2 separate regions of the Homo sapiens genome follow, and region 1 is linked to region 2. Evidence: chromatin loops called from intact Hi-C (ENCODE). Cell type or tissue: B cell. All regions are shown on one strand. Each heading gives the region's core, and the rest is flanking DNA. Links, peaks and the distances in the headings are about the cores only.

What was found. Hi-C counts contacts between places; a loop is a spot of excess contacts. Peaks named below come from ENCODE experiments on the same cell type or tissue, not always from the same donor. Only the 100,000 strongest peaks of a DNase experiment are listed, where the experiment ranks them.
Region 1: a loop joins it to region 2, with 2.9 times the contacts of the local background. A loop is called at or near these places in 3 of 110 quality-filtered maps.

What each region holds. Positions count from the first base shown.
Region 1 is chr1:230,203,552-230,216,279 of GRCh38, forward strand. All of the region lies in intron 3 of GALNT2 (polypeptide N-acetylgalactosaminyltransferase 2), which reads left to right. Among named protein-coding and RNA genes, the nearest start is that of GALNT2, 140 kb to the left of the region's middle. In B cell, for the core only: no CTCF peak of the experiment used is centred there; a DNase peak (open chromatin) is centred at 5,380; H3K27ac peaks cover 4,329 bases.
Region 2 is chr1:230,115,802-230,128,529 of GRCh38, forward strand. All of the region lies in intron 1 of GALNT2 (polypeptide N-acetylgalactosaminyltransferase 2), which reads left to right. Among named protein-coding and RNA genes, the nearest start is that of GALNT2, 55 kb to the left of the region's middle. RefSeq lists enhancers at 7,330-7,459, 7,470-7,679, 11,201-11,495 and silencers at 8,421-8,715, 11,374-11,453. In B cell, for the core only: CTCF peaks have their summits at 5,225 and 5,427; DNase peaks (open chromatin) are centred at 2,847, 5,250 and 7,560; H3K4me3 peaks cover 110 bases; H3K27ac peaks cover 1,351 bases.

The sequences.
Region 1 (12,728 bases), core at 2,771-7,770, 88 kb after region 2:
AGAAAGAGAGTTGTGTGACTGGCTTTATATTTAGTGATCACTTGTTATTTTTATGATCCATTCACAAAAATGCAAAATTTGTCATTGTTCCCAACCTTGGAGGAAGAAAATCTAAATTCCTGCTTATTGTGACAGCTTATATTGGAAATGTTCTAAAGATTAGAAAGGAGAAATGAACTACCCAGCACAATAGATGTTAAATTGAGCAGAAACACAGGAGGGACAGGTGCCACATCTCCACACCCTGTACTAAAGGAAGGGCTCTTGTCCACATCTTTCTTTCTATTTTTAGAGATAGGGTCTCCCTCTATCACCCAGGTTGGAATGCAGTGGTGCGATCATAGCTCACTGTAACCTCAAACTCTTGGGCTCAAGCAATCCTCCCATCTCAGCCTCCTGAGTAGCTAGGACTACAGGCATTCACCACTACATCCAGATAATATTTATTTAAAATTTTTTATTTTTATTTTTTGGTAGAGGTGAAGTCTCTCCATTTGCTCAGGCTGGTTTTGAACTCCTGGCCTTAAGTGATCCTCCCGCCTTAGCCTCCCAAAGTGCTGGAATCACAAACATGAACCACTGCTCTCCTGACCTCCTTCTTTTTCTTTTTCTTTTTCTTTTTTTTTTTGGAGACTGAGTCTTGCTCTGTTGCCTAGGCTGGAATATAGTGATGTGATCTTGGCTCACTGCAACCTCTACTCCTCTACTTCCCAGGTTCAAGCAATTTGTGGCTCAGCCTCCCGAGTATCTGGAATTACAGCTGCCTGCCACCACACCTGACTAATTTTTGTATTTTTAGTAGAGATGGGATTTCACCATGTTGGCCAGGCTGGTCTCAAACTCCAGACCTCAAGTGATCCGCCCGCCTCGGCCTCCCAAAGTGCTGGGATTACAGGCATGCTCCACCTTGCCCACCCCTTTTTATTCTTCAAAGATCTTGAGAGTGGAGGGTACTTTGGGGTCTATGAAGCTCAGCTCAGGAGGTTGGTAGGCATTTTAAAAAGAGTATTTGTCACCACTTATCAGGAAAGTGATATGCATAACCCTCATTGTTATCCCATACCTGTAAGTTTGCTGATAAGAACCTTGATTGGGAGGTCTTTCACATTGGAATTCTCAGTGAATTAGTCTTGTTTCAGATTATTAAAAAATAAGGAGCTGCATTTTGAAGGCAGCTGTTTTCCTGGGTGCTTGGTATATCTTCCTGCTAAGTTAGAGTCATTCATTCATCAGTGAATGGAATATAGATTACACATCTACCATATGTCAGACTCTGTGCTCGGATCCTAGCATTTCACCCAGAAAAATCTGGTCCCATTCCAGCTGCTAGGGGTGGCAGGTGCACCAGGAAGTGAGGTCGTGTAGCTCCATGGGTTGGGCAGTCTACTTTGCATGAATACTTTTGAGGCACTCAGGAGGGTGGGAGGGTCAGGACAGGTCCCAAGAGCGGTGAATTGGGTGGGGACACCCAGGAAGAAGGAAGTGCAGAAGCCCTGCCAGGAAAGCATGGGGCTCCCAGAGAGCCAGCAAGTGTCTAATTTCACGGGCTGGAGTTTCAGGGATTGATGGGGGAGGGAGAGCTGGAGAGAGACAAATGGCCAGTGAAACTACATTCACACACACTGCATACAGTGAAAGAAGATTTTTCTCTCTTACTCTCAAGGACTTTATGGACAGTGTAGGTGCCAGTTAACTGCCAGGAGCTTCCTTTCTTAACAGCTTTCTTTGGGTTCTAGTCAGCTCTGTTCACCTATTCCAGCTCATATTTAAGAAATATGTAGCTTTACAGTTTTTTTAGGGCCATGGAAAAGTGTGTGTGTGTGTTTGTGTGTTAATATCTGATACATATGAGTATATGTAAACATACATATCTTATATAATAGTAAGAATCTCATCATTTTCCTAACTCCACTCCAAAAGATTGTCTTTGATTAATGTTTCCTGTCATCCATTAATTTCTTTTCTAAAGCCAGCTCTACTCAGTCCTTATGCTGTCCTGGTTAAAGTCAGCTTGACTAACTGTTTAGTACTGTATCTAAAATAAGGGGTGACAACCTGGGGTCCAAGGACCTCCAGGGAGCCATGCATGGGCTTTGGGATGTTGTGAAAGTGTTGAGGCCGAAGCTGTGTGCAAGATCGCAAGTGTATATGTAGGTGCGTTTCTGGGGACAGGGTCCTTCACTTTTTCCAGAGGGTCCCAGGTGTGTACTTCCCCACCACCAGCCCATCCCCAGGCTAACCAGGCCAAGCAGCCCATGCCAGGTGCTTCTCCGGCCCCCACCCACGTAATCCACACAACCCTTTAAGATAGGCTTGAAGCTTATCTTCATACACAGAGAGGAAACGGAGGTGCCCGGAATGTTGATAACTTGCCCAGTGATTAAGAGCTACTGACTGAAGACCAGAAAGCGTCCGTGTAGCTTTTAAGAAGGGCTTGGCCTAAACTCAGGGGAATAAAGTCTAGCAGAATCTAGTGCAGAAATCTTCCCTGATGACTTCAGTCGACTGCTTGGCATGACATCTCCATGAGATGGTCTGAATTTCTTTTCACCATGTGGGTTAAGAGCTAGTTTTCCCACAAGATTTTATCTTTACATACTTAACTTACCCTGTGAGCTGAGAGAAGAATGGTGTTCTTTCTCATGGCTCATCAGCATGTGGGCTGGCTTTCTCATCTGCCTCCCTTGCAAGTCCCTACAAAGTCCCCAAAACTATATGTACGTATATTTTTTTTCAAAGTTTTTGAAATATGAGTTTGTCCAAACAGATGTTTGAATATTCATCCCACAGTGTGGGATGCATTTTAGGTGGGTTTAATTTTAGTTCCAGCCAGTGTGTCATGTTCATTTGCATGTGTTAAAGGGGCAGCTGGGATGCCTTCCACATTTGTTGGATTTGGGCTAAATTAAAGTCTATCCATAGTCAATTGGATGCCTAGAGCTGAGCCGATTTAATGTCTCAAAGTGTAAGCTCTAGAATTACCATTCTTGTTGAATGTCAGGTTAAGAAGATTGGGTTACCTCTTTGAATTTCTCTCCCAATATATCTAATGGGGAGCTATTTCAGAATTTGACCTTTCTGTATAAAATGTTTTTTGTCTCTGCAGTATCTACCTTCGTGTTGATCAATAGAAATTCTTGCACAGTAGAATTCAGTCTTTAGTTTTGATAAATCTGAAAGCAGTACAGGTGGAGGGTAATTAAGAATGAGGTGTTTGGAGTCCTACAGACCTGGGTTGAAAATCTCAGACCCTCCAGTTCTTAATTCTGTGACCTTTATCATCTATAAGATGATAGAACATTACTCCATCTGTAACCTATGAAGATTAAGCAACATGTTTACATGGGCTGGTTGCCCCTCCCCTGAGCCACCTCAGTGAGGTATCCCTTGACCATCTTCCCTAGGAGTTCAACCCCCTGACCCCCACTCCAAAACTTCCCGTCCCCCTTTCCTGCTTGATTTTTCTCCACAGTTCCTCTCACCACCCACACACTGTGTATTTTACTTATTTTTTTCTTCCGAATAGTGAGTTATTGTATCCAGGGTTGTTATTCAGACACCTCCGGGCACTCAGTAAATTCAATAAGTATTTGCTGAGTGAGTGAATTGTTTAGCAGAGTGCCTGGCATATATTGAGTGCCCAATAAATCATGCAAGATATGAAGAATCATAAAAGAATACAGGAGAAGGAAAGGGGGATATTTAAGTATAAAGGTCCTGTGAACTCAAGATGGGCCACACACAAATAACCTCATTGTGTTTGTGTTCTCCCAGGACTGGAAAACTGCGATTATAATCCACCCCTTATTACCCTGAAGGATAGATACAAGGAATAAGGCTTCAGAGCCTCCCAAACAAACAGACAAACAAAAAACTCTGGGCTATGCTTTATTTACCTTTCTAGATGTATATATTGTACCAAGAAGAAATATTTACATGGAATCAGGAAGCACACAAAAGCCAGCTGTGAGTGAAATACTAAATACTATGTATAAGATATATTAGGTCCTCTTAGATATTAGAAAGATGATAGCCCATCTTATTTTTTTTTTCTTTTCTTTCTGCAAGGTCTCACTCTGTCACCCAGGCTGCAGTGGTACAATTTTGGCTCACTGTAGCCTTTCCCTCTTGGGCTCAAGTGATTCTCCTGCCCCAGCCTCCTGAGTAGCTGGGACCGTGGGTGCGCATCATGACGCTAGGCTAAGTTTTTGTAGAGATGGGGTCTTACTGTGTTGCCCAGGCTGGTCTCAAACTCCTGGCCTCAAGCAATTCTCCCGCCTTGGCCTCCCAAAATGCTGAGATAGTAAGTGTGAGCCACGGCATTCAGCCCCATCCTAGTTTTGAAAGCACCATTTCTTTTCTTTTTATTTTTAAATTGATATATCATAGTTGTTATCTATCTTGGCGGTACATGTGAGATTTTGATACCTGTCTACAATGTGTAATGATCAAGTCAGGGTAATTGGGATATCCCTCACCTCTAACAGTGATCTCTGCATGGTTTCTCAATTTAAAAAAATAATCTTCTTGCTTGGAAATTTCAAATAAATTATCAAGACTTAAAAGCAAATTAAACCAATGGGAATTCTGAAGTTTCTTTTTTGTAGTAAGTGTTTGTTTTTTCTCTCTCTCTCTGCGTTGGGAAGCTGTTCTTACTGTCCAGGCAGAAGGTAATGGAAAGTAGCATTGGTGGTGGTGAGAAGTGGTCTGGTGGGCTATATTCTGAAGGTGGGGCCAACAGGATGTGCTAATGGACTGGAGGGGGGTATGGCTTGGAAGAGGGTGCCAAGGATTGTGGCTGGCACAAGGGAAGACCTGCAGTCTCCTCAGCTGAGATATAGGGAGGCTGTGAGTGGAGCAGGTGTAGGGAAATGTGGACATGTTAATGCTGCTCAGTGTAGGTGGACCTGTTTTGTAGGTGGTGGGATATGTGTCTGGTGTTCAGGAGGAAGGTCTTAGCGGGAATGTAAATTTGGAAATGTTCAGCGTATGGATGGTATTTAAAACCGTGAGGCTGGGTGTTAAGCCCAAGGGAATGGATGCAGACAGAAGAGGCCCAAGGCCTGAGCCCTGGACGATTCCAACATTGAGATCTTTAGCTGTGAATCTGGAGCCAACGGCTGACACTTGAGGACAGTCTAACACTGTAGATTGCGTACTATTTTAGGCTGTGTTCCCGTGATCAGGAGATATAATTTTATGAAGCTATGCGACTGTGAAGCTAAAAGGAGCCTCAGGGGAGTGTCTAATTCAGTGGTTCTCAGCCTTGAGCTGTGCCACCCACCCAGAGCGAAGATGGAAATGTGGGGGTGGAGGATCGGGGGTTGTTAGAATACCCGTGGGGTGCTCCTGGCATTTACCACCAGGGCCCAATGAAGCCACATATTTCGTATAGCCCAGGTTGGTCTGGCACATTGAAGAGACTGTCCTACCCAAATGGCCACAGGGCTTCCTGTCAAGCCCTCATTTACTTATTTCCCCCCATTAGTTAAAAAAAAAAAAGCATGTTGAAGTTGTTTTTTTGTTTTTTCTGTTATTGCTCTGAGTCATACCTGCCTTCTCCATCAGCCAGCCCTCAAAAGCAGGTTGAAAGCCATCACCTCCTGAGCCTTGTAGCCCATACAGGCCCCACAGGAAGTCTCTGTCCCTCTGACTAGCAGCCGCATGGAAGTATGAGTGTGTTGTGGACTGAATTGTGCCCCCTCAAGTTTCTTACGTTGAAGTCCCAAACCCCAGAGTGACTGTATTTGGAGACAGGTCCTTTGTGGAGGTGATTAAGGTTAGAGGAGGTCCTAAAGGGTGGCGCCCTGATCCACCTGTCCTACAGGACAGGTGTCCTTATAGGAGGAGGAAGATGGAAAGAGAGATTTTTTTCCCTACCATGTGAGCACACAGCAGAACAGGGCCACCTGCAAGCCAGGAAGAGGCCTCACCAGGAACCAGATCTGCTGGTACCTTGAGCTGAGCTTCCAGCCTCCAGAGCTGTGAGAAATACAAATCTATTGTTGGGCCAGGTGCAGTGGCTCATGCCTGTAATCCCAGCACTTTGGGAGGCCAAGGCGGGTGAATCGCTTGAGTCCAGGAGTTTGAGACCAGCCTGGGCAACATAGCGAAACCCCATCTCTACAAGAAAATACAAAAATTAGCTGGGCATAGTGGCTCACACTTGTGGTCCCAGCTACAAGGGAGGCTGAAGTGGGAGGATGGCTTGAGCCTAGGAGGCTGAGCCTGCACTGCACTTCAGCCTGGGTGGCAGAGCAAGACCTTGTCTCAAAAAAAAAAAAAAAGTCTATTGTTTAAGGTCCCGTCTGTGGTATTGTCAGCCCAGGCTGACTAATACAGAGTGGAAACGATACAGCATGACCGGCAGGCCAGTGGGAGGACCGGCCAGCCAGATCCTGAAATGACTTGGGTAACACTTGCCTTCATTTTCTCTTAAGCTCTTCTGAAGCCTCTCCCCAGTGTTGTCTGGTTCAGAGGTTCCTGGGGTAACATCCCCTTGATGCCTTCTTTAGAGTGTGCTGCGCTTAGGAAGTGAGTGTCGTCAGGCTGGAGCGTTTCCGGGATCCAAACTCCTTTCCAGGAGGGTTTTGATTGTTTTTGCCTGGAAATGCATCTGATAAGAAAATAAAGTAGAGGAACCCAGGAAGTTTATGAAATCTCTTTCTCTCTACTAGGGAAAACTTGGGACAGTTTACATTGAAATTATTTACAGATGTAAAATGAAATCAACCTTTAGGGGGGAAACCATTTTCTTTGTTTTCTTCTTTCCCCTGTCAACTAGACACCGTTCCTTTTGACTTGTTTCATTAAATCCTTTAAAAACAAGAACTGCTTGTTAAAGAAACAGGTTTCCTTTGGGTTTCAAACGTTTAGTTATTAGAAAGCTTTTCTCTGCCTTGCCACCACTACATTTAAAATGTGGGGTTTTGAAACATTTTTGTGTCTCACGCTGAAATACCACTGCCTGAACCATTTCCCTACAAAGGAACCTTCTTTGAGAGGAGTGTGTCCAAGTTGTACATCTAATCGGTTTATCTTTAAGTCAAGAATATGTTGTTTTTACTCTAGTTACAGATTATAGTGGCTCACCCTTTGTTTAGAAGAATTACTAAAGAACTCTATTTTGACCACTTTTGAAATGTCTGCCTTTAACACAGCCAAAACATAGGTCAAAGCTCTTAAGGGTGTATTCTTTTATTTATTTTTTAGGGGCATTTAAAGAGGGCAGACATTGAAGGCCTGGGTTGTGCTGTTTACTCTCACTGGAATGTCAGTATTGATATCAGTTGTTTTAAGAGTGGCTAATCAGGATTAAGGATTGTGGGGAAAGATAAAATCCAAACTTCCCATTCTTATTCTGGAAGAACAAACATTGCTGAAGCCAAGTGAAGGTTTTCAGCATTAAGTCAGCCAGCTTGGAGGGAGGCTTTGGCTAAGGCAACTATTAGGGGACTCAGAGTTTTCTTTTTAGGGGGGCAGAAGATCTAGGGAAATCCACACAGCTCCCCAGTGGGAGTGTGATTGGAGACCCAGGCAGGGCTGGAGCTTTGTCCTTATGTTGTACTTCTCGGCAGCTCGCGGCGTCTCATAAACATGCGCCGCTGGCCTCCTGAGATTCTTGTGACGGAACCGCTGCTCCATGGTAGAGCTGGCCCGAGCACCCACTCCTCCCGCATCAATTTGCTGCCCAACTCCAACTCTGTATGCCGCACCACAGGGTCCTGGTGGAGGAGATGGGAGGCCACACGGGGTGTCACAGGTGGGGACAGGCGCTTCTCTAGGCTTAGCTGTTCTGGCTTTGTTGGCATTTGTGGCCGTGGGGCAGGTGGAGTTTGGGTGTGGTGTAACAGTGAATGTTTAAAAGCTTGTTCAATAATCACAGTAACAAAGCAGTTCATTGAACATTTTTTGGTATCAAGGCCCATGCTCAGCCTTTTGTGTGCATTAATTTTATTTAAGGCTGGGCACAGTGGCTCACACCTGTAATTTCAGCTCTTTGAGAGGCTGAAGCAGGAGGATAGCTTGAGACCAACCTGGGCAATATAGTGAGACCCCATCTTAAAAAACAATTACTCTAGTGTGGTGGTGTGCACCTGTACTCCCAGCCGCTTGGGAGGCTGAAAGGGGAGGGTCACTCGAGCCCAGAAGTTTGTGGTTGCAGTGAGCTATGATCATGCTATTGCACTCTAGCCTGGGCAACAGAGTGAGACTCTATCTCTAAAAATAAAAAATTTTATTTACTCTGCATCACACTCCTGTAAAGTGGGTAGGGATGCTATACTTCTGATGATGTCGTATACCAGTTCCCAGAAGGCTCGGAACTCAGACCCCACTTCCAGAAAGTAGAAGAGTTGCACACAGGAGTCAGGTTCGGCAGGATGTGAGCTCAGTTTGCAGAGCAGAGGTTGTTTTTCTCATTTTTCACATTGTCGGTTGGAACATGTTTGGGGAGAGGCAGGCAGCTAGGATATCCCGGGGCCTCATAAGGCACCACCTTGTATCTAGAGAGCCTTAGTCCCCAGGGATTTTACAGTTACTAAGCCATGAAGTTTTATCACTTGTCTATGAGGCAGACGAGAAAGGTGAGCCACTTGCCTGAGTTCTAACAGGGCTCACTGGTGGAGGAATTGGAGCACTCTGTATCCTGGGCTCAGGGTTCTGTCTAACAGTTGTGGCTCCCTTACTGTCCGCTCTTCAGAGGGTCTTTCATACTCCCGGCTTTTAGGCATGAGTCTTGGCATGAGGCCTGAATGCACCTAAAAAATGGAAGAGATGGGTGTTGGTAACTTGCAGCCAAACAACCTCCTAAGGGAAGCTGGCCACACGTTGATGGGATGCTGAGAAATGGAGAAGAAATGGGGTTGTTTTTCTTTTTCCAGCTTCAGATTCTCGAAGAAAATGTATTGGAAGAGTGCACTCTATTTCTGTTCCCTTGGAACATTGCTGATGCCGTTCAGGAAGTGAGACTGCTTGTGTGTTCAGTCAGTGTGACATCTCTGCCTGTCAGTGTGACATCTCTGCCTGCTGTTGGAAGGGTGCTGGCAGGCTCAGCGAGATATACGAGATGTGGGGAGTGGGAAGTGGCCAGCAATAATGGCTCCTTGCTTAACGGGTCCCCCACCAACTCATCCCAGGTTGTAACTTGCATCTGATATGCACAGTTCACACCAAAGCCATGTCATTATTCATCAGCGTGCTTGTTTATGTTTTGTTTTTATTTTTTGTGTCTTTATAAAACCAACTTCTGGTTTCAACCACAGACCGTTCTTTTTCTTCCCTTGATATGTTTCCTCTTTTTTTTTGGTCTATTTCAGGCCTTCTCTCTGTCTGAATTAAAGAATGCATTGAGACTGGTATAAGTAGACTGTATTGATTTGACTGTAGAGATTTCGTTTGTGTCGATGTTGGCATCTCTGAAGGGCCCGTTTCAAGTCTCCTTTTCAAAGATCATTAGCAAACGTATTCTCAAAGCTTAACCCCTGAGTGGCTGCCCACATGTGTGGCTCAGTTTCCCCATCTGTAACTCTGGGTTATGGTTTGGGCAAAAGCACAATGATGCTAAATGAGTTGTGTGATTTGCTTTCTTTACTCTTTAGTCTTTTCTTTCTGCCATCATCCTGGGAATGCAGTGATGACCATGAGGATCGTCTTTGTTGTCAAGAAACTGTAGTCTTCCCGGAGAGGCAGACAAGGAAACAGGCAATTACGTAGCCTAGTAAGGATAACCTAACCACCTCTAGACCATTTACAACAGAGCTCTGTTCTTTCTATTTTAGACCTGTTTGTGAGTTTCTGTTATTTTCTTAGTAGACTGGCCCTTTTATCATTATGAAATGCACTTCTTGTCAGTGGTAATGCTTCTTGTTTTACAATATCAGTAGAGCTGCACCATCTTTCTTTGGTTTCATGTTTTTGCATGGTATACATTTTCCCATGCTTTCACTTTCAAACTTTTTATGTCCTTATATTTAAAGTGTATCTTCTGTAAGTAGCCTATAGTTGGATTTTGGACTTTCATCTGCTGTGACAATCTTTATCTTTTATATGGTGTATTTAGTTCTTTTACATTTAATGTAAGTACTAGTTTATTGGGGTTTAACACCAACATCTCACTGGTTGTGTTCTCTTAGTTCCACCTGCTTTGTGTTTCTTTTTCCCTTGCATCCTCCTACGTTTTTTCTTCTCTGTTGGTTTGCTAAATTCTTGACTAGTAAGTCCACATGTAGAGCCTAATGTAAATGAATAATTTTATTACTTCTTAGACAATGCACAGACCTTCTAATAATTTACCTTCCACTTACCTTCAGCCCTTTGTGCTCTTGTTGTCATTTAGCTTAATTCTTTCTTTATAAACTCTATAGGATATCTTTTATTGTTTTATGCAGTAAATATCCTTTTGATTTATTCACATATTTATATTCCCATTGCTCCTCATTTCTTATATTTCTATTTTTCTACCTAAGACCATATTCCTTCTGTATTTCATTAGTATTTCTATTAGTCCCAGTATGTTGGCAATGAATTGTATCCTTTTGTTTGTCTGAAAACATCTTAACTTTACTTTTTTTTTTTTTTGAGACGGAGTCTCGCTCATGTTGCCCAGGCTGGAGTGCAGTGGTGTGATCTAAGCTCACTGCAACCTCCGCCTCCCCAGTTCAAGTGATTCTCCTGCCTCAGCTTCCCAAGTAACTGGGATTACAGGCACCCACCACCATACCTGGCCAATTTTGTATTTTTAGTAGAGACTAGGCTTCACCATGTTGGCCAGGCCGGTCTTGAACTCCTGACCTCAAGCCATCTGCCCACCCCAGCCTCCCAAAGTGCTGGGATTACAGGTGTGAGCCACCACGCCCGGCTTACTTTTGTTTTTGAAGAGTCTTTTCACTGACTGTGAAATTCTGGGTTGACAGTGACTGTCAGCACCTTTACGTTGTCTTTCAGTTGTCTTCTGTTTTTTGTTGTTTCTGGCGAAATGTCTACCGTTAGTCTTGTTCTTTTTGAAGACATTTGACTTTTCCTTCCAGCTGCCTTTTCAGATATTTCTTTTTTTCAGCAATTTTGCCATAATATGCCTAGCAGTTGTTTTCCTTGTGCTGAACCTGTTTGGGATTTGTGGAATTTCCTGACTCTTGAGCTTCATGCCTTGTCAGTTTTGCCATGCTGCAGTTCTGTCTCCTCTTCCTCTGAGACCCTAATTTCATCTTTGTTAGATAATTCTGCGTTTCCTCTGTCCCTCATAAGCTCTTTTCTGTACTTTTTATTCTTTTTGATTCCCTGTGTCTCAGTCTGGATATATTTCTGTTGGCCTGCTTCCTGTTCATTGATCCTTTCCTCTGCTCTGTCTAGTCTGCTTTTAAATCCACTGCTGAATTCTTCATTTCAGTGATTGTGTTTTGTTGTGTATGAATAAATACCGAGATATTTCAGGGCTCTCACTGACTTTTTCCTCCAAAGAGGATTTAGTTTTGTTCTCTGGCAGGCAGTTAAAATAGGGCAGGTCACCTTAATCAAGTCTGGAATTGAGCTGGTATAAAGCTGGGTTTCGGTCTTTTGTGAGAGAGCTGGTGAGTTTCCAGTTCTCTTTTGCCACTAGGAAGTAGCCCTGTGGGATTCGACCTGGAAGTCTGGGATATGTATCAGAGCCCAGTTTCCTCAGCAAGCCCTGAAGTCCATTTCTGGCCTCCACAGCTCCACAGCACCTCCAGAAGCTTTCACTTGGCTCTGCACCTACAAGACCATCGCTTCTGCTCGGCTCAGTCGGCCGTTTGGCTCTATGCCGTTTGAGGGGAAGAGGATCAGAGAATGTTGGCCTTCCTCTCTAGGTGCTTCTCCTTTCTGGAAACCTGACCTCACACCTGGCTGCTTTGCTAGCTCTCTAGTGCCTTCAAATAGATTCTTCAGTGTATTTCATCCCGAATTTCTGGTTGCTTTTAGTGAGTAGGTTGGTCTACAGCAAGGAACTTTACTGTCACTGGAAGCAGGAAAAACACCTGAGTGTTTTATTTGGAATTCAAATCCACTCTGAATTTGGCAGTTTATAAATTTTGCCCTGAGCAATAATGTCTATCTCGAAGGAGAGTAAATGGAAATACAGGCTTGAAGTTGGGATGTGTTGCTTTTATTAATAGCTCAACCAGCTGTTAGCTCCCAGACTGAGGTTAAAATAATCTCTGTAAACCCTGGGTTTCTTATCTGTAAAACAATAATCATGCTTGCCTGGCCTGTCTTACAGCATTTTTATTAGGCTCAGATGTACACATAAACTACATACATTAATTACACAAATTCAGGACATTAATATAGTGACTAGTGGCTTGTATATATATCAGCTTTAAGTAAAGAATGAACTGTTATTTTGTTACACTTTGCTCTCAAAATGTGTGTGACATGGCTGGCAGACTTTCAGCTTCCAGTATGTGAATGCCTCTGTCACACTGAGATGGTATTGGATTGTTTTATCATAGAACCAAAAACAGTTGTGGAAATAGCTGTGAAGCAGTGATCCTACCTATTTCAGAAAGAAATTAGACCAGGAAAAATGGAGTCAACAGAGTTTTGCTTGATAAATGAGATCAATCTTCGAGTCCTAACAAACTGTCCTACTTCAACTATCCATTTAAAACCCATCACTTTGCCCCCCGTCGTGGAACCATGAAACTGAAAGAACAACTTTCTTTTTCAGTGGAAGGGTTTTGTATATTTTAGGAAACAGTCAAAATACTGTA
Region 2 (12,728 bases), core at 2,622-7,621:
CGTCTTTGTCAATTAAGTTTATTCTGAATCCTTTGTTGTAATTTTGACATGCTCACAGCATGTTCCCTAGGAATAGATTCCATCTCAGGAAACCACTTTCTTTGCTCTTCCATGTCTTTTTCCAGGTTCTATCATGAGTTTGCAGCAATTCAGTCACATCTGTCGTCTCCACTTCTAGTTCTCTTGGTGTTTCCACCACAACTGCAGTTCCTTCTCCACTCTAGTCTTGAACCCCTCAAAGTCATCCATGAAGGTTGGAATCAGCTTCTTCCACGCTCTGGTTAGTGTTGATATTTTGATCTTTTCTGTGAATCACGAATGTTCTTAATGGCAACTGTAAGGGTGAATTCTTTCCAGAAGGATTTCACTTGACTTTGCCCAGATCTATAAGAGGAGTCACTATCTATGGCAGTTATAGTTTTACAAAACATCTTTCTTTTTTTTTTTGAGACAGAGTCTCGCTATGTCACCAGGCTGGAGTGCAGTGGCACGATCTCGGCTCACTGCAACCTCTGCATCCCAGGTTCAAGGAATTCTCCCGCCTCAGCCTCCTGAGTAGCTGGGATTGCAGGCACACACCACCACGCCCAACTAATTTTTGTATTTTTAGTAGAGACGGGGTTTCACCATGTTGGGCAGGATGGTCTCGATCTCCTGATCTCGTGATCTACCTGCCTCGGCCTCCCAAAGTGCTGAGATTACAGGCGTGAGCCACTGTGCCTGGCCACAAAATGTATTTCTTAAACAAGACTTAAAGGTTGAAATTACTGCTTGATCCATGGGCTGCAGAATGGCTGTTGTGTTACCAGGCATGGAAACAGTATTCACCTCCTTGTGCATCTCCATCAGAGCTCTTGGGTGACCAGGTGTGTCATCAGTGATCAGTAGTAGTCTTTTGACAGGAGTATATATTTTTTTTCCGAGCAGTCTCAACACGGACTTAAAATCTTCAGTAAACCGTGCTGTAAACAGATGTGCTGTCATCCATGTTCTGTTGTTCCATTTATAGAGCACAGGCAGAGTAGATTTAACATCATTCTTAAGGGTGCTAGGAGTTTCGGAATGGTAAATGAGCATTGGCATCAATGTAAAGTCACCAGCTGTATTAGCCTCTTACAGGAGAATCAGACTGTCCTTTGAGGCTTTGAAGCCAAGCATTGGCATCTCCTCCCTAGCAATGATAGTCCTAGATGGCATCTTCTTCCAATAGAAGGCTGCTGTAGGGTAGCCACCTTCATCAGGGATCTCAGTTAGATCTTCTGGGTAACTTGCTGCAGCTTCTCCATCAGCACTTGCTGCTTCACCTTGCACGTTTATGGTATGGAGGTGGCTTCTTCCCTTAAACCTCATGAGTCAACCTCTCCTAGCTTTCAGCTCCTCTTCTGCAGCTTCCTCACACACGGTTAGCTTTCATAGAATTGAGGAGAGTAAGGGCCTTGCTCTGGATTAGGCTTTGGCTTAAGGGAATGCTGCAGCTCATTTGATCTTCTATCCAGACTGCTCACACCTTCTCCGTATCAGCAATAAGGCTGTTTGGCTTTCTTATCGTTCATGTGTTCACTGGAGTAGCACTTTTAATTTCCTTCAAGAACTTTTCCTTTGCATTCACACTCAGCTAACTGGCCTTCCTCACTAAGCTTAATCATTATCAGCTTTTGATTTAAGGTGAGAGATGTGCCGCTCCTCCTTTCACTTGAACACTCAGAGGCCATTGTAAGGTTACCAATTGGCCTAATTTCAGTATCGTGGTATCGCAGGGAATAGGGAGGCTTGAGGAGAGGGAGGGAGATGGCAGAACAGCCAGTGAGTGGGGGAGTCAGAACACACACCATGTTTATCCATTAAGTTTGCCATTTTGTATGGTTCATGGTGCTCCAAAATGATTAGTATCATCAAAGACCACTGATCACAGATCACCATAAGATATAATAGTGACAAAGTTTGAAATATTGTGAGAATGGCCAAAATGTGACATATAGACATGAAGTGAGCACACGCTGTTAGAAAAAATGGCAGTGATAGACTTGCTCGATGTAGGGTTGCCACAGACCTTCAGTTTGTAAAAAACACAGTATCTGAAGCATATCAGTGTGAAGTGCAGTGAAGCAAGATATACGTGTCTGATGAAAGCATCCGCCTCACTCTGTTCTGGGCAGTGTCATATGGAATAGCTTCGCTGCCCTTGGAATTGTCTGTGTGCTCCCTGTTCATCCCTCCCAACCCCGATAACCACTGATCTTTTTACTGTCTCCATCACTTTGCCTATCCCAGAATGTTGGAATCATTCAGTATGTAGCCTTTTCAAATTGGCTTCTTTCACTTAGTCCTATGTATTTAAGGTTCTTCCATGTCTTTTCATGACTGGAGAGCTCATTTCTTTTTAGCACTGAATACTGTTCCGTTGTCTGGATATACCACAGTTAATCCATTTGCCTAGATGTGTCCATCATGACAAAGGACATCTTGGTTGTTTCACATTGTAGCAATTATGAATAAAGGTGTTAGGAACATTTGTATGCAGGTTTTTGTGTGGACATAAGTTTTCAACTCCTTTGGATAAATTCCAACGAGTGCGCTCACTGGACTGTATAGAAAGTGTATGTTTAGTTTTGTAAGATCCTGCCAAACTGTCTTCCAAAGTGTGCAAGCCTATTTTTTGACCAGGGCGGTTAGTCACACATAGCAGCCACATCTGTTGTGGTGCCTTCCTGGGAGGCCCCTCTCTTTTATAGTCCCATCAGTGCCACCATCTGCAGGGTCACCAGAGTCCCTGTAGGGCCAGAAGCACAAGTATGGCTGGTTCCTTATCTCCCTGGAGCCCTGGCTTCTTCCCACCTCTCTCCAGCCTCAACTATTTTTTGCCTTTGCCCTACGGGGACTGGCTGTCGGTTCTTCCCCGCGTGGCTCCTCCCCGCACTGTCTCGGTGGGAGCATCGTCCGGCCTTCATGCCCTGTAAGATGCGGTTCAGATGGCACCTCCTCTGTGACGCCCTTCCTCTCATCCTACTAGCCCAATTAAAAAAAGTTATTATAGTAAAGTTCAAATATATGTAAGTAGACTCAATAGTATAATGAACTCTGCCTGCCCCTCACCCTGCCTTTATCCGATCAGCCTATGGTCAGCCCTGTCCTGTCCATGACCACCCTGGAAATGGGCCCCAGAAATCATCTTATTTTACCTATAAATATTTTAGTGTGTGTCTCTAAAAGATAGTTTGAACTCACAGTACCATAAATCATACTTAAAAACAATTAACAAGTTCCTTAAGGGCATCCATATTTAATTATCGCTCAAATCTCCATTTGGTTCCTAAATGTTATACCTGTATTTATAATTTTTCTTAATTCAGGATTTATATAAAGTTACCGACTGTGGTTGATTCATACAACCTCTGGTTCTTGGAAAATCGGAGTTTTCTTTTTTCCCTCTGCTTTTGGTCATTTCATTGACTTGTGCGTACAGGTTTTTGTGAAGGGAGCTGGGAATCGCCTTACTGTTTTCCAGCCTGGATTTTGTGGCTTGCGTCTCCGTGGGGTAGTTTTCCATGTTCCTCCGTGCTCTGTTTCCTGCAAATGTGAAGTCGGGTGTAGAGCCTTGATGAGATTCCCATTTGATTTGTTTCTTCCTCTTTGAGGGATGGGCGAGGCTGCTCGCCACGTGGGGTCTGTGCTGCACTCTTGGACCTGGAGGCACAGGGCACTGGGTTTCTGTGGTGGAGGCAACCATTGATACTCAGTGTCTGTATCTCCTAGTTCTTTAGGCTTTCAACATTGTAACATTTTAATTCTATCTGCGAGTGTAATTTCTTTGCTAGGCTGTTTGTATAAAGAGAACTCCCCCCACCCCCACTATTTGTTTACCTGGTGGTACTGTCCATGGGGGAAAGATAACACCCATGTCAGTTTCTTCCTTTTATTTATCAGTTTCTAGTCAGTGGTAACCAGATAGGGCTTTTTGCTTGTTTGGTTTTATGGCATTATGTGGACTTACACATTTGCATTTCAGCTTATTCCAGTTATTATTATTAGGGTTCACATTTTCCCAGCTTTGGTCAGTGAAAGCTGCTTGAGGTGGGCCCTACATCCCATTGGCGTGATTGTCATGGCCTTTGAGGACCGTGTTGCTGTATACTGTGGTAAGATTCCCGGGGTCACATTGTCTGTTCCTGCCCCAGACCTGGAGTCAGCCTTTCCCAGAGAGCCCTGGTTCTCTGTGCTGGGAAGCGTTTGCGGTTCGCTATTGGGCTCAGGGCGGCCTGCTTTCCTGTTCCTCCCCTGTGCCCTCGGCACCTGGCCGGAGCATCTCCAAGCGTCTGCCACCATACACTGCAGTCCTCACTAGCCTCTTGCATGCGTTGGGGGTGGGGGTGGGGGTGAGTGGGCGGTGTTAAAGGCTACACCTGGGATTCTCCAGGCCTCAGCAGCTGGTGTTGTAAGGTTACATAGTAACAGTGTTAACCAGCTTGCCCTGTCTTTTCTCAAAGTTCCACCCATTCAGTTCCAGGGGTCCAGGACGTGCCTATCAGGAACAGCCCTTGGATGCCCTTGGATGCCTGCCTTGTGGATGTCATCTGCTCCCATGTCAGCCATCTCCAGGGCTCTTCCCGAGAAGAGGGCAGTCCCCGCCAAGGGTGTTGCCTCTCAAACCTGCCAAACTACAAACCCTCTTGGTACCTCCACACATCCCTGGAGTCGGCTTTGGGGAACACTGTGTTCCATGTCTAAGTGGAGTCCCGGGCCTCTCCCCTCCAGTGTCGCCTGTGCCAGCTGGACACGAAGCAGCAGATCAGTCATGAAAATGGCTGCTCAGCTCCGATCTGCCCTTCCTTCCGCAGGACTCAGGGACGCACAGCTCCCCAGGGCTGGTCACCCAAACAACAGCATTCCTTTCTCCTCGGCCTCTCCCCAGGCTGCTTGGGAGAGAAAACTTCCCTCATCCTCCTCCGCACACACTAAATGCCCTGCCGGTATCTTCTTTCCAGTGACTGTGGCCCCAGGTCGTCACACATGGCCAGACACAGCTGAATCTCAGGCTAGATCATGTTGGCACTGCTTCCACCCCTTGGATAAAATAAAATTCCCAGTGACTTCCTTAATATTTTGATAGGCTGAGTGGCTTATATGCAAACTTTGATGTAAACACTAGGCCAGAAATTGGTTAACTGTGGTTTAGGACTCCTAATCTTTCTCCGGATTTATTGAAAACATGTCTTAGAATGGTACGCACCAAGTGGTTCTCCCTGGTACTGCATCCTGCTGGCCACGTACCCTTTCCTGATGCTCCTCTGAAGGGAGGATGTTTAACGCAATGATCTCCAGCCAGTGTCCAAATGGCATAGAGCCACTTCCTTGTTGACATTCCCTGGGATCTGGAGGTCACTTCCAGCTCTTTCCTCTTTTCTGCAAGAGCCATGGTGCTGCACCTGCCTGCTGTGTGCTGGCACATGCCTGTGGGGTTGTGAAGGCTTTGTATGGGTCCCTGGACCACACCTGAGGAGGCGCTGTCTTAGTCCCGTGGCGGGCGGTGGGGCAGGCTCCCTGCACTGGAGGAAGCACCAGCAGGCTTTTGTGCGTGAACAGACAACTCTGTTGGCTTTCCTGCCCTCCCCTGTTTGCCTTCTTGATTTTTCCCTTCTCTTTTTGTTTCTGTCTCCATCCTGGTTGCATTCCCTCACTCCCCTCTTCTTTGTCCCTGCCAGGTTTCTGATGGGTTACTTCTTTGAGGAGGAGAACCCTACCACCATTCCAGAATACTCAAGGCAAGGTTTGAGGGGAGAATTAGGCGGATGTCCATTTCACAAGGCTTTGTTTTTGCCGAGGAGAACATCAGTGTCTGCCTTTAGTAGGTTGCCATCATCATAAGCAATAATAGCTGACTGTAACTCAGGGACTGTGCTGGGAACTTTCCATGCCCACGGAGTCAGTCCCTTCAGCAGCCCCAGGAGGATGAGTGCTTTTGCATACCCCACTTTGCATAGATCCCAAAAAGGGGACATTGGGACATTGGGAGCATCAGTAACTTGCTCGAGGTCACACAGCTAGAAGAGGGGAGGAGGGATTTAGAATGTATTTATTTATCTTATAACGTTTATTTTTTGATATATAAATTTATATTTCCCTTTGTAGTTTATTTAAATACTGTTATGCTTTTTTTTTTTTTTTTTTTCAAGGGACAGGGTCTTACTCTGTTGCCCAGGCTAGCCTTGAACTCTTGGGCTCAACCATTCAAGCCTCAGCCTCCCGACTAGCTGGGACTGTGGGTTTAGAATTTGAATCCAGTGTTCACCCTTCCTCCTGAGCGGTGCTGTACATTATGAACAGGTTGTTTGCCAGGAACTGGGATAATGCCATTTTCCTCATAAACCTTTGCCCCGCAAGCATGGGTAGACAGACAGCTGGTGCTTTCCTTGGTTATATTTGGCAAACTATATAACCAAACCAAACTTGATTATATTTGGCTAGTGGACCAGTTCTTTTGTAGTTGGTTAGAAAAGAAAAGATATCGCTTTCCCTTGAAAGAATTCATTCTCCATGAGATTGAGGTTCAGAAAATCTGTTAAATAAATCCCAAGCCCTGAGGCCTCCAAATCAGTGGCTGCTCCGCTGCTCCTCTCTCTCCCTCGACCTGGTCTCTCAGTGACCCCCTCATCTTTTCAAATCATAGCATGTTGGGACAAGTGTTCCAGGGAAGGCCTCTGTCAGTGTTTAGCTTACATTTCTTGGGTGTATCTTTTTGACAAAATTTTCCCCCCAGGGATAAGGAAACCAGAAAACCACAGTGGATCAGCGTGCAGGAATGCATAAGGGTGGCTCTGTGTGTGTGTGTGTGTGCATGTACATACGTGTGTGTGTGTGTTCATCCGTGTGTGTGTGTTTTCCTTCAGAGCATTTTAAAGGTCTCAGCTATTATTAACATGAATTTATTATCTATATTTAGGATAAGCCCACTAAGGATGATTTGGGATGAGCTGTGAATCTGTGGTGTATATATAGATCTCTGCACACGCGTATAGTGCATATTTATGTCTGCACGTACTCCTGGGCGTTGACATCTGCCTGTGGAATGCAGACATCTCTGTGCAGGGTTGTGGCCTGTCGTCTCTTGATTGGCAGTTGAAGTGTCCCGCATCCCCTTGTTATTAATAACTTGCTTGGGGCTACATTGAGTTGGGGATGTGCAGTAGTGATTTATCAAGACATTGTTATAAAGACACAAGGCTGGTTGTAATAGTCTAATCAGAACAAGTGTATTCAAAGTGGCGAGTTTCAAGCATGCTGTTTAGGAGACTTCACACTTATTTTCAGCGTTCAGAACATTGTTGAACCTCTGCTTTTGGCATCGTGGTCACAGCTAGTCTATGAGCCTTAGGAGAAATTATACTTGCCATTTGGTGCCCACTGTGAGTTTCTGACCAAGAACAAAATTTCCAAGCTTGATCACCTGCCTTATTCGTGACGCTTGGCTCCAAGTGGTTGTTAGCTGTTTCCAAAAAACAAATGTGCTTTAGAGGATGAACATTATGCTGTTGTCTCTGGGGGCCAACCCGTTAGGGGAGTTCCAGAAATATTTTGAATGATGACAGCATCATGGGAATACCAAGGGTCTCCCCAGGGGACTACTTTGAAGAGGGGCACATGCAGGTTGGTCATGTCTTTGTGTGAGTTCCAGGGTTCGAAAATAACTGACGTATACTGGTTGTGTATGTCTGTGTGTGTGTTGCCCGCACAGCTAAGTTTAGACACCGAGCTTTGGAGACCTCTGAGAGCCGACTCCACCTTTGATTTTCAGTTGTCTTTCATTTTGTACCCATTTGGTATTGTCTTGCTTGAGCCTTTGTGGAAATAGACCTTGACTTCATTTCTTAAGTCTTTTTTACTTTCTACGATTATGGAAAGGAAAAATATATATTTTATTTAGAAGGCAACAGGTGTACTTATGTTCTTCTCCTATATGATGGGTAGTGGAAATGTTTTAATTGCCTTCTTTTGTCTACTTTAACCTCATGATCATTGCCTTTGTTTGCTAGTCTCTCAGCATGCGTGGTTTTGAAAATGACCTGCACACTTAGCAGATGTGATACAGAAACCAAACCCCCGAACCACACTGTCAGGGGACTCTAAAAATGTGAAAACACCTGGTTTTGGTTTCTTAGTCATTCTGTTTATTTGGTGAACTCTGTAGCTTCAAACGTACAGCTTTGACCACTTAATGAAAGCATGTGGATAGTGACGTGAGGATGACCTGAAGATATGACTCCCTGTCCTTTGGACTAAGTGGCCTTTAAACCAGTCACGTGCCTGGCTCAACTTTAAAAAGAAGTAAAGACATTGTCATTAGATCTATACAATGTCAAGAATATTACCCGGCCTGGATTTAGGTGGAAATGAATTAAGTGCAAGTACTGATAGGTACTTTCTGGGGGTTAATTTTATTATTTTCTTCTCTTTAATTTTGATGTAGACATGGAGACAGCAGAGGGAGAGACACCAATTCTTAAGCATGTTGTGTGCTGGTGTGTTGCAAAACATTGCTGCAAGAGCTGTCTATCACCCGCAAGAGCCCTTCTGACCTGATCTGTGGTCGTACTGGACTTGTGGCAAGCTGGAATGTCCCCTTGTCACCAGTGGCGTGTTAATGTTACTAAAAAGCAAGGAAAATATAATTGAGTTCTCCCTAAATCTACCTGTGGCATGAAAAAATCTCTCAGGTTGCATCATGTCCAGAAATAACTATGGTGGGGCCTAATGGGAGTAATTCCCTGGCTCCAGGTATTTGGAGGAGGCAGGCAGCACTTCTCATTGGAGTGATTTGGAACCAAGGCAGTACATTTTCCTGCTGTTCCTGAACAATCTGAAGTTTTGCAGATCCTTGGAGAAATAAAAGCCACAGTCTTGGAACCTCCCACCTTCTTTTGGCCTGAGTCCTTCTCATGAATTCAGCAACCAAAATGGAGTCATGGGGACGGGTGGGACCTGCCGTGATGGTCCCACCTGCATTACCCCCATGGCAGACTAGGGTGGTGTGGCCTGTCTGGGAATGTGGTCTTTCTCTCTGAGAACCCAGCTATGTGGTTAGTAACTCAGGATTGTGGCCCTGTGGTTACTGTGCACTAATCAGCCCTCCAAACACTGGAGGAGCACACCCTGGTGTCTGCACCGCTGGCTGTTTTCAAGAGTGTTGTTCTCTTCCACCAAACAGCCTACACTCAGCCCTGCACTCAGATTTTGCTTTATTTGTTGATGAAGCTGGAAAGAGTCCATTTGACGTGTAACCTGGTCTCCGCTAAGCGGTTGTTCTCTATTCTTGTCAAATGTGAAGGCTTCCCAAGCCTGGTTATGCATTGTTGGCTGCCAAAGAGGGCCAAGTGTTTGAAAGTGAATACCAGATTAGAGAATTCATAAATGAAGATGCAATAACCCATCACACAATTAGAGTGCAGGATCCCTTTCCCACAATCAGAGTAACAGAGATGGGACTAAGGAAGTTGTACAGGCCAGAGAAGGGAGGGGGCTGTGGGGAGAAAGAAGGAATAGCTGGTTAGAATGTCCCTGTGTTTCTCAAATTCTGCAGTTTCCTAGCGACCCCTCCCTCAGGAGTGTAGCGAGGCCTGGCTGGTGTTTGACAGCGTCACATATTTTAAATTAAAGGCAGAGTGAATAAGGAGAGATGAAAGGTTTACTGCGTTTGGATCGTGAGTCTTTCAGCCAAGATCGTGTCTTAAATTTTGTATCTTGTAATATCGTATCTGTGGGATTTCGTCAATAATGCTGACAAAATCTGAAGTTGTACAAAGGGATAGTGGGAGTTTCTCATCAGAGGTCATAGATTTTGGTGGGTAAGAGTGCTGCTTGCTTAGAGGGGTTTTGGCAGCTGCCTTCAGGCAGTGAGAAACTGTTAAGGTAGGAAGGAGAACAGACAACTTCGGCTTAGATGAGAAATTGTGAGCACTTTCCAACAGTGACATCCCAGTACTCTGTTTAAGTGAAAAGCTGAACTCTCTTAAAACTCTCTTGCCATGCCTCATGTCATCATTTCTCCAGGATTGGAATGTGTGCCACTCCTAGAAAGGATTATTGGCAGAGTTTCAATGTCTCTCTCCTGTCTTTCTTTTCCTCTCTTCATTCCATGTGAATATACGAAGGAAGGTGGCTCCCCACCCAGTGCTCAGAGGTTGGGTGGAGGCAGCACACAGACAGGTAGTGACCCTTCAAGCATGGGGAGGCCAGAGTTCAGAGGACGGTGTGTGGGCTACAGCCAAAGAGGAGCGAGGAGCAGGGAGGCCTTTTGGAACAGAAACCCTGAGCCACACTTGAAGAATGATGAGGTTCCCTAGATGAGTGTGTGGGGGCAGGGGTGTGGGGGCAACCCCAGCAGAGCTGTGGAGATGGTGATGGGAACTTCCCAGAGCAGGAGTGTGGGGTTGCTGTGCTAGGAGAGGGCTGTAGGAACACCCAGAGTGGAGACACAGGCAGGGCCAGTTCGGCGGGGGCAGGCACCCCTCTGCAGAATGTGGAAAGGGCCTGGTGATGAGTATAGCTGAGAGAGGGCAGCCATGCACTTTTTGGGGCCCGCTGGGGTGCTCTGAGAGGGAGGGATGGAAGGTTGCAAGCCTGGATTCTTGAGACCTGGAGACCAGGGAACAGAGTGACCTTTGTCTTATATCATAAGGGGGTTGCAGTTGAGGACTAACGGATGCCGATGCCTCGAGAGGGTTTGGGGTGTGGGAAGAGAGGCCCCCGCCTCCATCCTGCCTCGCGGGTAGAAACATGAGCGGGAATGAGAGTGGTTCAGAAGGCCATCCTCCCGCAGGCAGCCTCACTCACGTACCTCAGTCTCTCCTCGGAAAAGTGTGTGCATGGGATTGTAATATCGCATCTATGGGAAATGTCAATGTTGACAAAATCTAAAGTTGTACAAAGGGATGGTGGGAGTTTCTCATTGGAGGTCATAGATTTTGGTGGGTAAGAGTGTTCCAGCCCGTATAACCCCACGTGCACACTTTGCTGAGGAGAGACTGAGGCACGCCAAGGAGTGACTGCACCCAGCGCAGGTTCAGCAGTGGCCAGGACGATAGTCCCCTTCAGGATTTGGAGTGAGGAGAAAAGGATTTATGGGGCTGACATTTGTTTTCAGACCTAAACCATTCCTGTAAAATTGCAACCTAATTGCTCAGTCTGGCGGTTTCCTCTTCCTGGTAGTGGGTGAATGGAGGTGGGGGGAGCGTCTCCCCTCTTTTTTGGATAGATGTTAATATTTTGCACTGCTTTTAGCACCTGGGGAAAACCCATTAAACAAACGTCCCCCCCTCCCATTGCTGCCTGAGGCAGGGGCATGTGACCCACACACCCTACTTTACTCGGAAACAGTGACTTTGCAGCAACCCTAAATCCTGCTGTGAGCCCCGCCTGCGCTGGTGCTGTGTGATAAACTGACACCTCCCCCTTCTTCTCTGTGGAAGACTCTCTTAATGCTGTGAGCCCCGCCTGAGCTGGTGCTGTGTGATAAACTGACACCTCCCCCTTCATCCCTGTGGAAGACTCTCTTAATAGTGTAGTTTGATTTCAAATTCATTATGAATAGATTTTTTTTTTTGAGTTGGAGTATCGCACTCTCACCAGGCAGGAGTGCAGTGGCGCAATCTTGCCTCACTGCAACCTCCGCCTCCTGGGTTCAAGTGATTCTCCTGCCTCAGCCTCCCAAGCAGCTGGGACTACAGGCATGCGGCACCATGCGCAGCTAATTTTTGTATTTTTCGTAGAGGCAGGGTTTCACCATGTTAGCCAGGATGGTTTCGATCTCTTGACCTCGTGATCCACCCACCTCGGCCTCCCAAAATGTTGGGATTACAGATGTGAGCCACTGTGCCGGCCGAGGGTTTTTTTTTTTAATTTTAAAGAGCTGGATCTATGTGAGCCCCTCGCGGTGGTGGTTGCTGTAATCCTCCTCAGTGATACGCTCCCGTGCTCAGTTCATCAGAACACTCCTGGGTGCGTGAACTCTTTTGAGGTGTGAATTGTTGCACTGTAACTCATTCCTCATTACCACGGTATTGCTGACGTGGCATGTAAGATGGGATGTCTTACAGGCCAAGACGGAACCTCCCCTCAGTCCTCCCTGTGAAGCCAGCCGCTGTGGCCCTTGGTGCCCTCTGAGGAGCCATCTATCCCAGCGGCCCCCAAGGGCTGTGTGGGGGATGCAGGCACAGACTGAATGGGATGATTTGTCCCAAATGCAGCTTTTCTTTCCTTCTCTAGAGTTTCTCATCACCAGCTGGGTGGCTGCAGGAAGGGTGTCTGAATCCTTACCAATACCCATGAGGCCAGGGATGGTCAGGCCCCCAGAAGGCCTCTTAGTACTCTTCTGGCCATCTGGGGCCATCTGTCCTATAGCATAGCCTCTCTGTCACATCGCACTCACCATGTGCAGGTACTTCTAAATGCAAGTGCGCTGGAGAATGTGTGTGTGTGTGTGTGTGGTTATGAAGGAAAACAGGACCTTCGCTTGTCGTGGTGTGTACAAGGGCAGGCGTGTGTTCTCCGATGTTATATGGATTTTGTGGCCCTGAAGCCGTCAGCCACTTGGAGTTTTGGGGGGCTCTGCCTCTTCCCCGAAGCTCTGTTCTGTGGAGGCCACAGAGCCCAGCGTCTGCATGGCTGCTTATTAAATTCAGTGGGCCACTTGGGTCTTGTGCACCAGGGATGGAGCCACTGGCTTCTGGGTTGCCTCT